Regions from separate parts of the Homo sapiens genome. Here region 2 is linked to region 1. Evidence: read pairs that join two places in POLR2A ChIA-PET (ENCODE). Cell type or tissue: Caco-2. All regions are shown on one strand.

Evidence for each region. Peaks named below come from ENCODE experiments on the same cell type or tissue, not always from the same donor. Only the 100,000 strongest peaks of a DNase experiment are listed, where the experiment ranks them.
Region 2: POLR2A ChIA-PET joins it to region 1 with 6 read pairs; 6 of 35 experiments call an interaction of 5 or more read pairs at or near these places.

What each region holds. Positions count from the first base shown.
Region 1 is chr11:68,051,034-68,056,033 of GRCh38, reverse strand. It overlaps CHKA (choline kinase alpha), which reads left to right. Exons shown (of 12, transcript NM_001277.3): 12 at 1,987-3,175. The coding sequence ends at 2,046. It also overlaps a transcript of TCIRG1 not described here. Among named protein-coding and RNA genes, the nearest start is that of MIR6753, 8.7 kb to the right of the region's middle. In Caco-2, no CTCF peak of the experiment used is centred here; DNase peaks (open chromatin) are centred at 2,693, 3,710, 4,483, 4,753 and 1 weaker place.
Region 2 is chr11:67,994,488-67,999,487 of GRCh38, reverse strand. UNC93B1 (unc-93B1 regulator of TLR signaling) reads left to right here. Exons shown (of 11, transcript NM_030930.4): 5 at 183-315; 6 at 1,036-1,129; 7 at 1,689-1,813; 8 at 2,704-2,886; 9 at 3,604-3,877. Among named protein-coding and RNA genes, the nearest start is that of UNC93B1, 7.1 kb to the left of the region's middle. RefSeq lists enhancers at 1,194-1,868, 2,236-2,530, 1,869-2,543 and a silencer at 2,236-2,530. In Caco-2, no CTCF peak of the experiment used is centred here; DNase peaks (open chromatin) are centred at 1,779 and 2,577.

The DNA of each region.
Region 1 (5,000 bases):
TCTTGTTGCGCAGGCTGGAGTTCAATGGTGCGATCTCGGCTCACCACAACCTCTGCCTTCTGGGTTCAAACGACTCTCCTGCCTCAGCCTCCCAAGTAGCTGGGATTACAGGAGCCCACCACCATGCCTGGCTAATTTTTTTTTTTTTTTAAGTAGAGACGGGGTTTCTTTGTGTTGGTCAGGCTGGTCTCGAACTCCTGACCTCAGGTGATCCACCCGCCTTGGCCTCCCAAAGTGCTAGGATTACAGGCATGAGCCACCGCGCCCGGCCTCAGCCTGCTTTATAAATGGATGGAAGATTTGGACACTTAAGAGAAACACATGGCCAGTAAGAATCTTTTCATGTGTTTTGTATAATTAGTCATTAAAGAAATGTGAATCAAAGCCTCATTGCGATACCCTACACACCCACAGTGATGGCTAAAACTTGAAAGAACTGACGGTCCCAAATGGCGAGCACATGGAGCAATGGGAATGCGCATGCGCTGCTGCTGGGAATGCAGTCGCGACAGCCAGTGTGAAGATGGGTTAGACCACCCAGCAGCCCTCCTGGGGAATTTTTCCAGAACAAATGAAAACAAATTCCACACCAAGACTTGCACTCAAACACTCATAGCAGCTTCATTTGTTTGTCTGTTTTTGAGACAGAGTCTCACTCTGTTGCCCAGGCAGGAGGAGTACAGTGGCCCGATCTTGGCTCACTGCAACCTCCGCCTCCCGGGTTCAAGCAATTCTCCTGCCTCAGCCTCTTGAGTAGCTGGGATTACAGGCGCCCGCCACCGCACCCAGCTAATTTTTTATTTTTAGTAGAGGGGGTTTCGCCGTGTTGACCAGTCTGGTCTCAAACTCCTGACCTCAAGTGATCCGTCTGCCTTGGCCTTCCAAAGTGTTGGGATTACAGGTGTGAGCCACCTCGCCCGGTCTGCACCTTCATTTATAATCGTCCCAAACTGGAAGCAGCCTAAATGCCAGTCAGCAGGTGTGTGGATACGACAGTGCCAGATCCGTGTACTGAGAACACTCGGCAGTGCAAAAGGAAGGTGGCACCAGTGCATGACAGCACAGGCCACTCAGAGACAGCACGCTGAGTGAGAAGCCAGACACGAGGCTGCATATTGTATAGTGGCATTTATGTGCTACTCTAGGAAAGAAAAGTCCAGTCCATAGTGACAGATATTGAGTCGGTGGCTGCCTGTGGCCAACTGCAAGAGGCCCATGGGAGCTTGTAGGGATGCTGGAAACACAGGTCTCCTGACTGCGGTGGTGGAGAACTGGCTGGATGCATCTGTGAAGGCCCTCAACTGGACACTTAAAATGGGCTCATGCTTGTAGAGTAGAAATTACAGCTCAGTTAATTTTTCAAAAAAGTTAATTGTAATCTTCCTGGCTTCTAGAATTGCAGACTTTTAGATTAGGAGTGGGTCTTTGAGATTGTGTTGTCCTCACACAACACAATCCCAGAAAAATAGTGGCAGAAACAGAACACCAAGCCGGGTTTTCTCCCTTGCCTCTCAGTGTCCTTCTTAAAAGTCATGCTGCAGGAGATCCCGGGAAATAGGCGATGGGCATCCTCTTCTCCCCTTCTGTTCTAGACTCGCCTGTGTCCCAGGGGTCTTTTGCTCTAAAAGGTGTGTTATGTCGGTCAGTCAGTGCCCACAGCACCCAGGGTTAGCAAGGTGATGAATGGTAGCAGTGCTAAGCATGTGGATGAGACGTTCATCCTGAGAGGCAGGGCTGGGCTGGCCCATGCCTATAAACCAGGCCTCCTGAGAATGAAGGTGTGTGGGGTGGGCTGGGAGCTTGAGGAGCCTGCACCTGTAGAGCAGCGAGGCCCCCGAGCAGCCCTGCTGCACAGGCCAGTCCTGTGCTTTTGGTCTCATGGGTCCGTGCCCTCAGCTCTTGCCTGGGGTGGGGATTGGGGGACACATGGGCAGGGTTCAGGCCAGCAGGATTCCTTGCTGAGGCCTTCTCTTTGCTGTCTCCTAGGACTACGCCCAAGCAAGGTTTGATGCCTATTTCCACCAGAAGAGGAAGCTTGGGGTGTGACTGTGGGGAGGACTCCATCCACCTCATCACTGGACTGCATGGGGAGGCAGCAGAGCGGGGTCCCCTCTGTGCTTCGACTACTGCTCCTGTGGCAGGAGGCTTTGGGTGGCTCACTACTGAACACATGTGTATGATACTAAAGACGGTATTAAAATGGAGCGACGTTTATTTCATCTCTTGTTTACGATTTCACTAGGACTCAGAAACGAGATCGGGAAGCAGAAATATAGTGCAATAGTGCAACATCTCTGAATCCTTTTAATCTAGAGAAGGCATTTCATATTTGGGGGCTAAGGTTTCCAGTCAGATGAGGCAAACAGCAAGAGTAAGCAGTGTTACTTGCAGGTACTTTGGTTAATGTTGATTTAAATTTTCATGAATGTGCTGGTGAACACTGTGACCAGGCTTTTGTAGATGGCGATGTGTTATAGACGGTGCTCACTCCCAAGGGACAGCAAGTGAGCAGAGATGTACTGCAAAGTCGCCAGTCACTGCTGCAAGGTGGCCTCTGCCTGGGGCCTCCAGAAGCTGCTCCTTTACCCTCTTGGTCCCATGGCTGAAGCTGGAGCAGCGGATTGCTCTGGAGCAGCCAAGGCCGCCAGCGTGTGGAGCAGAGCTCTCCCCTCCTGCTGGGCGTGTGTGACACTGATGAGTTTCACTGTACTGCATGTGACTTCTCCCCTGCCCTTCCTCCTGATGGAGTGTGCAGACAGCCATGCGTGGCCACGGGGGCAGTGTGAGGACCTCCCTGTCTCCCGGCTCCCCTCCCAGGGGAGCCAGCTGCTTGACCTAGCTCTTTGGGCCTCTCCTGCCCTCTGCTCTGCCTGGAGTGTCGGATCCTGTGAGTAGGCTGGGCCTCCCCTGGGCAGGGTTCTCCAAGGGCCCGGTTTCCCGGCCCTTACCTTTCCTGATGCCCCTGACATCATCATTCTTGTGGGAGACAGCAGCCTGTATGTGGTGTGGGGCGTGGATCGAGTGTAGCTGTGAAATCCATATATATGAAATGTCCTGCGGGATACAGTCTTAGCTGACTTTTTTTTACTCTGAACTCTTATTTGAATTGTTTTTTGTGCATATATTTCTGCTACCACAGAGATTGTACTATACAAATAAAAAAATAAAAACCCAACCTCAAGCTGTCACCCTTGGATGTGTCCTGAATCTCAGGCAGGGCTCCTGGTACCTGAAGGAGCCCACGGAGGGCTCCATCTGCACCCACTCAGCCCCTTAGCTTAGCAGTGCTCCGCTGCTCTCAGCTGGCATCCCAGCAGCATGTGGCCCCATCATCAGCCCTCCTCCACCTCCTCCTCTTCTTCCCCAGCACACTCTGGTTTCCCTGCTTCTAGCCCAGAAGCGAAGAGCCCTGGAGGACGTTGGAGACTGGGAGCAGTGCTGGTGCCTGGGGATGCTGAGCGGCTGGGCAGGAGGGAGGCTTTTGCTGTTCAGCCTTCTAGAGAGTTACAGTTTTAAGCAGGTGAAGCCAAACTGAATGAAGCAGTAAAGGTGTTGCGCTCCTGCACAGGAGCTCCAGTGGCTTCTCACTCACCGTCTTCCTGTGCCCAGGCCACTGCTGGCCTCACTCAGCCCTCGCCTCTGCCTGGTCCACACGAGCTCGCTTGCAGTCTCCTCGCAGAGATACATGTGGAGCCGATCTTCCAATACTGGGCTCCTTCACTTTGCCCCACTGTCAGCTCAGTCACAGTCTCAGGCCTTCCTATTCTACCCAGGACACTGCCATTCCCTAAACCACCCTGGGCCCGGCCCTGGCCCATCGTTTCTCTCCATGCAGCTTAACTTTCCTGGAGCCCCTGGTGGTCTCTACATCAGGCCATAAGCTCACGTGGACAAGGATGGGCTCGGGCCTGTGCTGTTCAGTGCCCAGTCCTCCACGCAGGTGACCCACCCCATCCCTATGTCTCCCTATGTCCATGCCCCAGAGGTGCCCACCCCAGTGCCTTATGTGCCATTCTCTTGGCAAACTGGACTTCTCTAGCCACCACTGCCAGGCACCCCCATGTCAAAGCCAGGGCGGGGCTGACTGGTCATGTCCCTGGGATCCCACACTGCACCCCTCCTAAATCACACTGGGGCCACTCACCACGAGTGCTGCTCACCTATCCCCACCTCACTGCCCGCCCCAAGTCTCTGCCCAGCTCTCTCCCCAGGAGGGAGTAAGGCGTTGGGTTCTGGATTTGGTCCAGATCCACCTGCAGCTCTCCGGAGTCCTTCATTTAGCCTTCTCTGCTCCTACCCCAGCACTGTGAGCACCGTTTCTCTAAGCTGAATCTGCTGGGCATGTGGAATTACCTTAGAGCCCCTGATACGACCCCTGGCATCCAGAGGTCCTGAGCAAAGCAGTCCAGGAGCCAATGGACAGGCTCCTCCCAGCAGCTGGCCTCAGCCACAGCTGTGGGAAGAACCACTTTGCAGCTTGTTGGCTTCTGGGAAGCACTTCCTCTGCCTCCCAGTGGGGGTGGGACCCAGGCCAGAGGGAACTGCAGAAAGCCACCCCCATTCTGCCAGCAACGCAGGAAGGACCACCTGGGAGGGATCAGGAAGACTGTAGTCTCAGGTGAGGGGAGGCTGGGCCTGGAGTCAGGCTCAGCCCCTGTTCTGAACCCCGGGGTCCTGGGTAATGTCTGCTGCTGGGGACAGCCTCTACCCTTCCTGGCAGGTGTGTGGCCTTGGGCGTGTGACACCATGGCCCTGCATGGAGCACTGGCCGGGGCTCAGGTGCCCCACACTGCTCTGTACTTCCAGACCCCTGAGGCCCGGCACCAGGGCATGGATATTGGCACCACTCCCAACAGAGAGTAACCCAGACACCCGCTCACAGCCAGGTGCACACCTCCAAGGATGGGGAGCTCACTCCCCTGACCCGGCCTGGGAAGACATTTGCTCACTCCAAGTTAGAATGTGCTGGAAACATCTCTCCTTGGCCCTTTTCTGCCCCT
Region 2 (5,000 bases), 57 kb after region 1:
GGAGACCTGGCCAAGCCTCCACTTTATTGCCAACTTTGGCTGGGGGACCACAGGAAGCCCCTTCCGCCCTCTGGGCCTCAGTTTCCCCACACCGGGGCTGGTCTGCTCCTAGCTCTGGGTGCAGGACACACAGGAGTGGCACAGGTCGGGCTGGGGAGAGCCTTCTCTCCTTTGTGGTCCAGGATGGCGCAGAAGTACCATGAGTACTCCCACTACAAGGAGCAGGATGGGCAGGGGATGAAGCAGCGGCCTCCGCGGGGCTCCCACGCGCCCTATCTCCTGGTCTTCCAAGCCATCTTCTACAGCTTCTTCCATGTGAGTGCCACGTGGGCCATTGTTGGGTGGCAGGGGCAGACCCACGCATTGGAGCCCATCCACAGTCTCAACCCTCTAGTCCCACTTTCTTTCTTTTATTATTGTTATTTTTAAGAGGCCTGGTCTCACTATGTTGCCCAGATGGCTTTGAACTCCTGGGCTCCAGTGATCCTCCCACCTTGGCCTCCCAAGTAGCTGGGACTACATGCGCACACCACTGTATCTGCCCCACCTTCATTTCTTTTTCTTTCTTTCTTTTTTTTTTGGTGGGGGTTGGGGGCAGGGTCTTGCACTGTTGCCCAGGCTGGAGTGCAGTAGTGCAGTCACAGCTCACTGCAACCTTGAACTGCTGGGCTCAAGTGATCCTCCTACCTCAGCCTTCTGAGTAGCTGGCATCATATGCGTGTGCTACCACACCCAGCTAATTTTTTATTTTTTGTAGAGATAGGATCTTACTATGTTGCCCAGGCTGCCCATCTTCCTTTCTTGAGCCCACCCCAGCTTGCTCATCCATAGAGATAGAGATCTCATCTGCCCTTTTCCACAATGCTGGCCAGGAGGAGGTCTTCCTCATTGGGCGGCCCTGTAACCACACTACTCCCAGAACTGGGAAGGCCCCTGTTCCCCCAAGGCTGTGCCTGGACCCCTCCCCAGACCATGCCTGTGTCCCTTGCCTGGCTCTGTGCCTGAGTCTGGTCCCAACTGCCCTTGTTTCTGCAGCTGAGCTTCGCCTGCGCCCAGCTGCCCATGATTTATTTCCTGAACCACTACCTGTATGACCTGAACCACACGCTGTACAATGTGCAGAGCTGCGGTTAGTCCTTGTTGGGGGTTGGGGAGGAGTCCACAAAGCCTGCTTACTTCCCCAGCAGACACTGGGCCCTCACTCACAGGATTCAGGGCTGGCAGCCCAGTGCCCCACGGCTCTGGTGGGCAAGACACAGGGCCCTGTAGGAGTAAGTAGTTAGGACATCTGACCCAGCCAGGAGAGTGGGTGGGCGGGGAAGACTGCCTGGAGAAGGCACCATCTGGGCTGAGGCTGCCAGTGGGATCTTTCTTGGGGCCAGGCAAACAGTCAGAGCTCAATCAGTGCAGGGGGTGTGCATGGAAATGTGAGGTCCACTGAGCCTTGGGGAAATAGGGTGGGAAGCAGGGGAAAGATGCCCCTTTCCCGGGGAACACCCAGCCCCAGTGGTCCAAACCCAGCCCCAGTGGTCCAAACCTCCAAACTGCTCTCTGAAGGAACTCTGCCCTTGCTCTCACTCTCCCGCCCTCCACCGCTCCTCCGCGGCCTGCGTGGCTCCACCCTGGTGGCTGGATTGACTGTGTGCCCTACTCTCTGCTCACGGTGCCCTCACCCCCACCCTTCCCAGGCACCAACAGCCACGGGATCCTCAGCGGCTTCAACAAGACGGTTCTGCGGACGCTCCCGCGGAGCGGAAACCTCATTGTGGTGGAGAGCGTGCTCATGGCAGTGGCCTTCCTGGCCATGCTGCTGGTGCGGCCCGGGATGGGGGCAGGACAGTCAGTGAAGCAGAGTGTGGTTCTGGGGACCGAGTCTGCGAGAAAGGGTCTGGATCGGATGGCATGGCCTGGGTCGGGTTGTGGCCTCGGGGCAGGCCGTAGGCCTGGGAGCGCGATCTGAGTTGGGGAGCTAGGGCCGAGTGCTGCAGAGCGGGCATGAGGCTCGGAGGCGGGGCTGAGGCCTGTGGTCCGAGGCAGGCGTGGGCATCCAGAGGCCAGGGGAAGGAGGGAACAGGCTTGGTCCACAGTTTCGAGCTGGAGACAAGATCTTAGAAGACTGACTGAGACCTGTGAGGGGGTTGGGGACAGGACCAAGGGTGAGGGCTGGAAGGTGTGGCTCAAACTGGAAGTGATACTGGACGGCAGAACTAAGGCGTTGGCATGCTGCAGCCTGGCGATGGAGCTGGGAGGCAAGGCCCAGTCCGTGGCTGTGTCAGGCGGGGCCTAGTGCTGGGACGCGGGGCCGAAGTCTGTGGGTGTGTCCGAGGGGCGGGGACTAGCCTGGAAGGCGGGGCTGAGGTCTGGCGCGGGGCTGAGAAGGAAGGTTGAAGTCTATGGATTTGTCTGAATGTGAGTTGTGAAGTGTGTGTATGTGAGAGAGAGGGGATGGGGCCTTGGGCTGGGAGGCAAGACCACCGTCTTTCGGAGTGTGGTGGCGTGGCTTTGTGCTGAGAGGCGGGGCCTTGAGCTGGGATAAGGCAAGACCTGGGTCTGTGGGAGTGTCTCAGGGGCGGGGCCCTGGTTTGGGAGGCGGGGCCGAGCTGGGGCAAGGCCCAGGCACGTGGTGCATCTGAAGGGCGGGGCTGAAGCCTGGAGGCCAGGCCTGGGCCTGGCTGGCCGCCCCTTCAAGTAATGGGTTCGCAGGTGCTGGGTTTGTGCGGAGCCGCTTACCGGCCCACGGAGGAGATCGATCTGCGCAGCGTGGGCTGGGGCAACATCTTCCAGCTGCCCTTCAAGCACGTGCGTGACTACCGCCTGCGCCACCTCGTGCCTTTCTTTATCTACAGCGGCTTCGAGGTGCTCTTTGCCTGCACTGGTATCGCCTTGGTAAGTACAGCCTGCAAAGGATTGCCCGACAAAAGACAAGATAGCCAGGTAAATTTGAATTCAAGTAAACAAAGAATAATTTTTAATTACATATGTAAGTGTGTACATGTATATCCCAAATATCCCCCTCCTGCTTTCTCTTCCCTCTCTTACCCCCGTCCCCCCTTTACCTTGGGCAAGTTATTTTAACTTCTCTGAATCGAAATGGGATAGCACCCACAGAGTGTTTAGTTCCTTGTGGGGTACAGCCCACGGTGTCTAGGGACATTCCAAGCATTTTCACACCTGCCCTCAGAACCTTCCCCTGAGCCTTGGAGCGAGGTCAGGCAGTCCAGGGAGGGCAGGGTGTGGCCTAAGGAACACCTCTTGTGGGGAGTAAGAGCCAGCCCTTCTCCCCACCTGGCTCTTACTCCCCGTATCGCGGGGGGCCCCTCTCCCCACCCTGGCTCTTAGGACCCCCATCGCAGGGGGGTAAGGCACCCCCCCGCGATGCGGGGAGTAAGAGCCAACCCCTCTTTTCCCCCCGACTCTTAGGACCCCCATCGCAGGGGGGTGAGGCACCCCCCACGATGCGGGGAGTAAGAGCCAGACCCTCTTCCCCCCTGGCTCTTAGGACCCCCATCGCAGGGGGGTGAGGCACCCCCGCGATGCGGGGAGGGCTGAGACTGTGGTCTGGGCTGTTCCAGACTTCAACACTCACCCCTTGTCCCCCCGCAGGGCTATGGCGTGTGCTCGGTGGGGCTGGAGCGGCTGGCTTACCTCCTCGTGGCTTACAGCCTGGGCGCCTCAGCCGCCTCACTCCTGGGCCTGCTGGGCCTGTGGCTGCCACGCCCGGTGCCCCTGGTGGCCGGAGCAGGGGTGCACCTGCTGCTCACCTTCATCCTCTTTTTCTGGGCCCCTGTGCCTCGGGTCCTGCAACACAGCTGGATCCTCTATGTGGCAGCTGCCCTTTGGGGTGTGGGCAGTGCCCTGAACAAGACTGGACTCAGCAGTGAGTATAGCTGTGGGCACTGGGGGGGGGGGGGCGGGGCAGGGGGCTTTATGGCTATCTGTGGGTGGTTGGCGAGACATAGACATCCCAGGGACAGATATGGGGTCCCATGGTCACATAGGGTCCTGTGGACATGGCAGAGGCAGGTGGGGCTTCCTGTGGACACTCCGGGGGTGGAAGGGAAGTCTTATGGACACACTGGGGACAGATGGGTAGGGTGTGGACACCCTGGAGACAGGTATGGGGGTTCCATGCCATGGACATTCTGTTAATACCCCAGAGCGGGCACAGGGCCCCATCAACACTGGAGGGTCAGTGTGAAGTCTCGTGGCTACATGGGGCAGGTGTGGGGCTCTGTGGACACCCCTTAGGGACAGTGTGAAAAACACATCAGGGATTCTCCCTTTTCATACCAGGGGACAGGGCTTACCCTGGCATAGTTTTCATGACACTTGGAGCAGATGTTTTGGTCTCTGCTTCACGGAGCATGTGGTAGGAGCAAGTGGCCTGTTGTACACCCATGGCATAGATACAGACATGGGCCTTTGTATAGAGAGGAGCAGGCCTGCAGCCCCAACCCAGTCTGCTCAGTACCAGAGTCCAGGCCCCAGGTCTGGGCTGCTGGGGAACAGGGCCCTGTTTGCAGAAGGCAGCGGGTGGGCCCATGTTCAGCTCCAGGATGCTCCCTGACCACAGATGGGCACACGCAGTGAAACACAGCTAGCACACATGGGCAGTCCTGCCGGGCATCCATGTCAGTGTCTGTTCTGATGGGCCGAAGCTGTGAACAGTTTTGAACGTCATCCTTGGGGGTGTGGAGTAGCCGAGGTCATGCCTGCTGCTGGCAGGGCGGAGGCTGGCTCTGTGTCTCTGTCTGTAGCAGGGGCTGGAGCCTCATACTGCACCACAGTCTCTTGGCCGTTTTGCCCAAGGATAGCCAATTCTGGGCAGAGTCCAGCCTGGGTATCTTGAACCCATGTTGTGCCCTGTCTGGTCCTGGCATCCCCTCTGCCCAGCTCCATATCCCATCTCCTCCGGTGAACCCCGGGGGGTCCTTGTCTCTTCATAGCAGCACTGTGGGGGTAAAGTCACCCTGCAGGGCCCCAAAACAGGAGTGTTCATA